Linked DNA regions of Homo sapiens: regions 2 and 3 are each linked to region 1. A link is a contact called in ENCODE Hi-C or POLR2A ChIA-PET data. All regions are on one chromosome and are shown on one strand. Each heading gives the region's core, a stretch centred on a gene start or an enhancer-like site at or near the end of the contact. The rest is flanking DNA. Distances are from core to core; before and after follow the strand shown.

Region 1 (2,751 bases), core at 172-2,671:
GTCTAGATAGGTGTCTGCCTGCTCTGTTTCTTGGGTCAGCAGTGGAGGCTGGGCAGAGAGCCTGGAGCCTTGAGGTCAAGTTTCCTACCTCGGACACCTTGGAACACTGTAGTGTTAAAGCTCTGGTGCCAGTTCTTGCTTAACTGACCTGAACTTGATACTTTAGTTTTATGTTGCCTAAAGCAGGTCTGCTAAATTGCTCTAAAAACTTAAATAAAGTATGAAGCACTCAATTTTCACCACGGTAGGTTCCCACTCCTTTTGAAGGAGTACTTCATGGTGCATTAGAAGCTCTCGTGGCTCCCAGTGGCTCAGAGGAGATTGTTTGGAAGCCTGACTACATTTTCCTGTTTTCTTTCTTTTCTTTTCTTTTTTGTAGGGGAAGGATGGCATTTAATCCATGAAAACACCTGCTAGGTTCTGTTGGCCTACATACATTGTCTCTCCTATCTTTTAAGCTTGTTTTTATCATATTCCTGACAGGAGGTTATTCCTCTGCCAGAATACCTCTTGCAATGATGAATGTTTTACTTAATCAAACAGTTCAATTCACTGTTAATAATAAGAATAGTCATAATATTTATGAAGTGCTTCCTATGTACCAGCCACTATATGAAGGACTTTACATATTTTAAAAAACATAATCTGACAACAGTCCTATGAGTGATAGCTGCTATCATTAACTTCATTTCACAGATGAGGAGACCAAGATTCAGCATAGAGGTAAAATAACTTGCTTAAGTTCCTGTGCAGTACCTGGTTGAATTGGAAGTGGAACTAAGGCAGTCGGACTCAGGAACGCAGGCTCTTAAATCAGCCTCTTGGATTAAAGCAATTTCAGAAGTGCTTCAGTTAAGTGTGGTAGTTAATTAGTAGGATCTAATGTATTATATAAGTTTACCATGTTGATAGCTGTGAAGCCAAACAAGCACATCTCCAGCTGACTTTGGTGTTATATTTTATTATTTGAATGTTCTAAATGCAAGTTTTTAATGTTGAGTTTATTTATGTTTATAGGGATGCTTCCTTTGGAAATTGCACTTACAATCTCACCATTCTCGACTGTTTGCAGGGAATCAGAAAGGTAATAACAATTCTCCTTGCTGTAGTTGACACAGTAGTTTAAAAAAATATGAGAAAGGAATAATCTCAACATCCTTATTTGTTATTGGAGGGAAGAAAGGGGAGCCAGTAAGTAGAAGGCTTTTCACTTCTTGAAGGATGATTGATTTGTAAAATACAAACACCAGGAAAAACTGGGAGGAGGGAGTGGCAGGGGCCTTTCTTTGTCGTTTAAACTATTTGTGTTCCAGGGCAGATTTATCACCACTATCAGCTGCAGTGCCTGTGACATTGCTTTGTCACATGCTTAGCTTCATTATCAGGCTTGATCTTGGTGTGGGAGAGTCAGGAAGTTATCTAAGCCACTGTGCTCCTCTGCTGCTTGGTCCCACCCCAGACCCACTAAAACAAAAACTCTGGGGGTGGAGCCCTGCGGTCTGTATTTGAACAACCTCTCCAGGTGATTTGATGCACTCCAAAGTTTGAGAACCAAGTCATAGTTATTTAATTATTTCTGTATATAATGGAGAAGTTAAACTAGAAGATTTCTGAGAGCTCTCGGAACATGTTTTAGAAACATAAATTCACAATCTGAGAAGTTATATAAGCTATACTGTAAATTCTAATGAGGGCTCAAAGTACATAATCTCGAACATATAACTATGGTTTATTATCAGTCAGGAATGTACATATTACATAACCTATTGATCATAGGACATATATAATAATGTCACATGGACTATAAATATATTATCAGTAGCAATTCTAGTTCATTTCTTGGATGTAATATAAAACTGATTTTTGCTGTGTTTTGAGTTGAGAAAATTGGTGTGATAAATGTGCTACCTGTTTTATACATGGTTGTTTCTATTTAATTTAAAATGAATTTAAACCCTATCAAACTTTAAAATGGTTTTCAAATCTTTTTCTTTCTACTTAAACAACTACAGAGATACTCTAGCCCACTCTTGCAACAATATTACCAAGGTGCATTTCCAGTAATGCCAGTTAAGAGCTTCTATGGAGACGTTACCCAACATATAACAGTTGATTATAGCATTTGGAAAATATGCCTGAGGGAAAAAATAATTTATTTATCGTCACTATTATTATTTTGCCTTTTCTACCATCTGCTACAGGCCATTTGTTTTATAACACTTAAAAAATTTAGAAAGTTCACACTGGAATATCGCTGCCTGTAATTATGGTAATTAGTAACTCAGTATAGAAAGTTGTGGCATCCTTCCTGTTGTAGAGGAAAGGTATGTAAACTTGTTTCATCAAATGTTGGGGTTAACTCAAAGACAAATGAGATTTTGGAGGATCTGATAGATTGTGCAGCATGTCTTTAAGCACCTGAGACATTTCCTGTAAGTTCATTCTCTTACATAAGGCACCATATTCTGGGCTATTTTTGTGTGGCAACGAGTAGTACCATTCCAAGAACCTATACAGAGTATGGCCACATTTTTGCCTTTTTAGGGAGCACATTTCTCTGATTTTAATGTATTGGCATTGTCATAAGTATAGTTTATATTCCATGTTATGTGAACTACTATACATGGATATAAGCAAACCCTTTGAAAATACAGAGGAAAAAAAAGTGAATCCTTCAGAGAGTTTGTATATTTTTCTCACTTTTTTGTCTGGAAAGGTGCATATGGATGAACTCAGTTTTTTTTTTTTTTT
Region 2 (2,751 bases), core at 1-2,500, 800 kb after region 1:
TGGGTGGAAACTTTTACAACAGTAATGCAAGGGCAGAAGCGTCCTGTCCTGAGCTTGTCACGCAGGCAGATCTGACCAAGTCCGCCTCTCAGCCTCACGTTCTTAAGTAGCATCTAAGCAAAAGAAAAGGGTGGGCAAAGTGCTAGTAATGAGATTTGAGGCCTCTGAGTCGACTCCCAAGCAGAATGTGAGAGAAGGGTGCCGGCTCCTGCTGGGCAGCTGCAGTTGCTCCGCAGCTCCTGGCCGAGAATCTCCCCCTTTGGAAATTCCTGAGCTGCCCAGGCGTTTTGAATCTCTCAGGACTCAGCAGCAGCCCACCCCCTCAACGACCTCTCCATTGGCCAGAATCTGGGACACACAGCCTGACTTTGTGCTCAGCTGAGGGAAACCCCTCGCCCAACACCAAAACCGGCGCTGGTTCATTTCTCTGTGCACTCTGGGAAAGCCACTGCCCCTCAGACCGCAGTTGCGAGTAGCACGAGGATCTGGGGTGGCGGGGGGAGTACAGGAACCTCCCGGTTCATTCTCCCTCCCGGGCTGCTTGTCTCCTCCGTACCTCTCGCAGCCCCTTCCCAGCCTCTCCTCCCCAGAGCGCCGCCGACACTCGCCGGGCCGCGGCTCAGGTTTTCTGCTGCTCGCGCGAAAGTGGCTCGGGGAGCTCCTGGCCACAAGCTCAGCACACCGATCCTCCTAGGGCTGCGGGGGGTGTGGGACCAGGGCGGTGCGCTACGAGACTCCGGGCCGTCCTCTGCCTCCTCAGACTTTTCGAGAGAAAAGTTTTCAAAGTCTCTCCACCTTTTTTTTTTTTCAGGGGCTCGGGAGAATCCTCTCCACAGCCAGGGATCAGCGTCTATCTGGGCGAGGGCAGTGATTTATACAGTAGAATCCAGGGGTTACCGGGCTCCGCCCCTTCTCTCTCTCTCTTTTTTTCTTTCATTTGTTGTTTGGGGAGGAGGGGTTCTTTTTTTTTTTTTTTTTTTTTTTTTTGCTTCTGCCCCAGATCTTTCCTGGACAGTGCGTCTCAGCAGTTCAGATCCGGGGGCCCCCAGCTGACAGAGGGCGTGGGGGGTTAAGGCATTAACCCCTCCCAGCCTCTTCCTGAAGAAACCACCCAGCCTTGGCGCGGCGCTGGGTGACTTCGCGTAGCAGGCAGGGAACTGGCCGCGGCGAGCGGGACTGGCCATTGGAGTGCTCCGCTGCGGAGGGAGGGGACCCCGACTCGAGTAAGTTTGCGAGAGCACTACGCAGTCAGTCGGGGGCAGCAGCAAGATGCGAAGCGAGCCGTACAGATCCCGGGCTCTCCGAACGCAACTTCGCCCTGCTTGAGCGAGGTAGGGGGCGGCGAATGGCGGGGGTCGCGGGCGCGGGGAGCCCGGTTGTGGTAGGGCTTAGGTGTCAGAAACGAATTTTTAAGTCGAACGAGGCAAACAAAAACTTAGAAAACATGCATCTCCGGGCGCTGAAAATTTGCATCTCTGGGCTACTAAGGAGCCCATCTCGATCAGATTGTTCTTGGGCACTTGTGATTTATGGAGTTCAGAAAAAAGGTTAATTCCCAACTGTGGAACCTACGGGTGTAGGGGCAGTGAAAATTGCAGTTGGTCGGAGGAATAGGAGGGAAGGCGTTAAATTTTGGAAATCCTATAGACAAAGAATATGGTGGGTGGTGTGGAGCGTGGGTAATGGCTTAAATTAGTACTGCCCAGGAGCAGGGTATAAAATTAGTTGGGGGAAAATGCGGAGCTTCTTGGCTTGAGCAGCCTCTGCTGTTCGCGGAGTTGCTGGGATTGTTCTCATCTCTATTACCTCATTTTATTGCATTGCTGCATTACCTTGAAATATTTAAGCAACTTAGAAGTAGACTTCTGCTGACCAGTGCCGTCTTAGAAAGTTTCTTTGTAACTTTCTAGTCCTAGGAGAGGAGTCAACGTGTTGGGGGACTGCAGTAAATAAAACTGCCCACGCAAATTTAGCAATGCACCAGGGAGCAGTTTAATGTGAGTTTCTGAAGAGTAGTTTTGCAATCGAAATTAGAAATGTGGTAGCATGTATTATGGCTGTCATGAGTAGTTTGATTTCTCTCTTTTGTGTATGTTTTGGCTAAACTAAACAAAGCAAAAAATATTTATGCAATCAACTAATGTACGAAACTTCTGGGATTTGCTGCAATCTGTTATGAATGGTTTTAACTGAATACCTTTAAATTTACTTGCCCTGGCTTGGGGTGGGGGGTGGGGTGGGGGGGCGCGGGGGGAGGCGGGGAGAATAAGAAGAAGAAAGAAAAGGCAGTCGCTTCACGGAGGCGCTAAGCTTTCCTGTTTACAGCAAGGCGGGGCGGGCCTGGCTGCCCACACCTCACTGCGCCCTCGGACCCTAAGCACACCTGCTCCTAGAGAGTTATTAATAGAGCCCCCAAATGGCTTACGCTTTCAAATGATTTTCCTGCAAATCTGATTTCTTGCATGGCACATGGCAATTAGGAGGTGGTGCTAGTATCTTTGAACTGGGGGGCTGGGGGTGGGCATGGGGGACAGAGGTGTGTGTCTTCGCCCTCAGACTGGCAGTTGAGTCTTTTCCGAGGAGAGACGTGGGCTGGTATTGAGCGTGCAGCTAAGCTGGTGACTGCTTCAGAGAATCTCATGGCTGGAAATCCGGGGGTGAGGGGGTGTGGGGTGGTGAGAGGGCAGGAGTGGAGTTAAAATGGGGTGTAGTTCTCTAGGTTTCCCATTCCTCCCACTCCTTGTTTTCCTT
Region 3 (2,751 bases), core at 92-2,591, 670 kb after region 1:
TTCCAATTGCTTATAATCTGGGAAGGAAAGATAGTTCCATGAGTGATAATTACAGGATAATAAAATAAATATGTCAATTGAACACTGGCCCAATAGTAACAAAGCAAAGGGAAATGCAGTCATAAAGGTAACACCGAGTGCCTGACAAACCAAGAATATTAAATACTTCATCCGAGGCTCTCCGTAACCCGCCCTATCCTATCTTTTCCAACCTTATTTCTTTATACTGTTACATACTCTAAACTCCAACCAAAGGTAAGACTACCATAGAAGATGCCCATTATGAAATTTAGACAGTTTATTTTGGGGATACATTTTCTTATAGTTCCATGAATACCAAAAGGGCTATGGCAACAGCTTGTAATTTCTATAGTCTTGTAATTCAACATGGCAAAGTAAGGTTGATCTATTTTGGGAAGGTATTTTGATAGGGTAACTTTGTGTTAAATATAGTCAGCCTTCTGCTAGCATTATGTATAATGACAAATAATCTAAATGTAGTTTCACAGATAATCTAAAGTCACGTGCAGGTTTACAATGTATTTTCTGCCTTCCTGCTCTGCCATCTCTCCTAGGAAGGATATCCCATAGTTTTGCCCTTTTTAGGCTAATGTTAACAATCACAATTTAATGTTAACAAACATTTTCTAACCACATGCCACTGTTGATATGTTTCTGATGGATAATGAGGAAGGAAACTGTTTAACAACTAAACATTGTCTTGCATTATCCCTAAATGCATAATCAGATATATGTTAAAATGACACATTTTTCTCTTGTGTGTGTGTGTGCAAACAACTTGCATAAAAATAGTCTAACTTCTGTACCAAAGAGGTGTACAATACATGTAACTATAGTGTTCACTTGTAGTATGTTAGAACCCACCTTTGGGTGGAGTTACACTACTGCCAACGGATTTAGTTGTTGTGGTTTATTCTAACACTTTCGGTCACTTTGAACAATCAAGGGTGTTTGATCCAACGTTAGAAGACTGCATTTCATGAGAACCAAGACAACATCTACTACAGCTGTCTGGGCCAGCAGCGTGCGTCACACCACAGACAGCCTGCCCAGCCACTTCTTTCCGGTTCCTGTTTTTGTCTGAAAATGGCAAAGTTGGGAATTAAAAATTAGTTGTAAGAGCCCCCAAATGTAATTCTTTGTAATCAAATGTAACTGTTGGCAAAAGCACATTTGTTTTTGAAATCAAATATAAATGTGCATACAGTATTGATTCCTTTTTAAAATAAATTTAAATATATCTGATGAAGCAGCACAGTTACACCCTTTTCCTTCTGCATTTTTAATCTTTATCAGAACACTAGCTCTCCAGACTTAGATTACAAGTGTGCTCTGTTTCCCTTTGCCTCAAACTCTTTCCTTGGTAACTAACTGCACTGCTGCTTCTGTGGCCTCATTTTAATTTCATGCTTCAGCAAATGCAATCTGGCCCTGCTCTCAACAAACTGCTTAATCAAAGCTTGCCCATCTCCCAACCTCATTGGCCACTTTCAGGTAATCATTTTATCAGTCTTTTTTAAAGTCTTCAACACCAACTATCTATGCACTCTTCTCTTTACTGTTGTTAACTCGCAAATATCTTTCAGTCCTCTTTTCCACTCTAACTCTTAGATTTGTGCTGAATGTCTTTGGACCTTTTCTTTCCTCTCTCACTTATTTTCTTCCACAGCTTTTTTTTTTAAATGCTAAAATGAACTTAAAAACACAAAAGTAATGAATGTCTGTTGTAACAATACAAAGAGTACAGTGAACTATCCAGTAACAAATTAGCTGTCTTTCCTTCTTCCCATATGTATACACACATACATTTATATATTTGTATTTACATATATGTATATCATATATTCATACATATATGTATTTACCAATGACTTTCTTCACAGAATTGGAAAAAAACTACTTTAAAGTTCATATGGAACCAAAAAAGAGCTCACATTGCCAAGACAATCCTAAGCAAAAAGAACAAAGCTGGAGGCTTCATGCTACCTGACTTCAAACTATACTAAAAGGCTAGAGTAACCAAAACAGCATGGTACTGGTACCAAAGCAGAGCTATAGACCAATGGAACAGAACAGAGGCCTCAGAAATAACACCACACATCTACAACTATCTGATCTTTGACAAACCTGACAAAAACAAGAAATGGGGAAAGGATTCCCTATTTAATAAACGGTGCTGGGAAAACTGGTTAGCTATATGTAGAAAGCTGAAATTGCATCCCTTCCTTACACCTTATACAAAAATTAATTTGAGATGGATTAAAGACTTCAATGTCAGACCTAAAACCATAAAAACCCTAGAAGAAAACCTTGGCAATACCATTCAGGACATAGGCATGGGCAAGGACTTCATGACTAAAACACCAAAAGCAATGGCAACAAAAGCCAAAATTGACAAATGGGATCTAATTAAACTAAAGACCTTCTGCACAGCAAAAGAAACTACCATCAGAGTGAACAGCCAACCTACAGAATGGGAGAAAATTTTTGCAACCTACCCATCTGACAAAGGGCTAATATCCAGAATCTACAAAGAACTTAAACAAATTTACAAGAAAAAAAAATCAAATAACCCCATCAAAAAGTGGGCGAAGGATATGAACAGACACTTCTCAAAAGAAGACATTTATGCAGCCACCAGACACATGAACAAATGCTCATCATCACTGGTCATCAGAGAAATGCAAATCACAACCACAATGAGATATCATCTCACACAAGTTAGAATGG

Evidence for each region. A loop is a pair of places that touch in the nucleus more often than their neighbours do. ChIA-PET counts read pairs that join two places held with the same protein, here RNA polymerase II (POLR2A). Pooled maps may share reads with other maps.
Region 2: a loop to region 1 is called in a map of naive thymus-derived CD4-positive, alpha-beta T cell, with 5 times the contacts of the local background. The contact joins the promoter of S1PR1 here to the enhancer-like site in region 1. A Hi-C loop is called at or near these places in 2 of 168 maps with a recorded cell type or tissue (CD4-positive, alpha-beta T cell and naive thymus-derived CD4-positive, alpha-beta T cell) and 8 of 50 pooled maps. POLR2A ChIA-PET finds 5 or more read pairs at or near these places in 2 of 52 experiments (T-cell and activated naive CD4-positive, alpha-beta T cell).
Region 3: a map of naive thymus-derived CD4-positive, alpha-beta T cell shows a loop between it and region 1 (3-fold over the local background). The contact joins two enhancer-like sites. A Hi-C loop is called at or near these places in 1 of 168 maps with a recorded cell type or tissue (naive thymus-derived CD4-positive, alpha-beta T cell) and 6 of 50 pooled maps. POLR2A ChIA-PET finds 5 or more read pairs at or near these places in 1 of 52 experiments (activated CD4-positive, alpha-beta T cell).

Annotation. Positions count from the first base shown.
Region 1 is chr1:100,438,915-100,441,665 of GRCh38, forward strand. CDC14A (cell division cycle 14A) reads left to right here. Exons shown (of 16, transcript NM_003672.4): 6 at 1,018-1,084. Among named protein-coding and RNA genes, the nearest start is that of CDC14A, 88 kb to the left of the region's middle. Within about 2 kb of position 1,422, at least 7 of the 41 ENCODE cell types and tissues checked have a DNase peak (open chromatin) inside an H3K27ac peak, as active enhancers do; they include CD4-positive, alpha-beta T cell, where a contact is called at or near this core.
Region 2 is chr1:101,235,769-101,238,519 of GRCh38, forward strand. It overlaps S1PR1 (sphingosine-1-phosphate receptor 1), which reads left to right and starts at 1,251. Exons shown (of 2, transcript NM_001400.5): 1 at 1,251-1,331. S1PR1-DT (S1PR1 divergent transcript) reads right to left here and starts at 760. Exons shown (of 2, transcript NR_104626.1): 1 at 557-760; 2 at 1-113. RefSeq lists an enhancer at 341-430.
Region 3 is chr1:101,111,215-101,113,965 of GRCh38, forward strand. No RefSeq gene overlaps it. Among named protein-coding and RNA genes, the nearest start is that of DPH5-DT, 87 kb to the left of the region's middle. Within about 2 kb of position 1,342, at least 14 of the 41 ENCODE cell types and tissues checked have a DNase peak (open chromatin) inside an H3K27ac peak, as active enhancers do.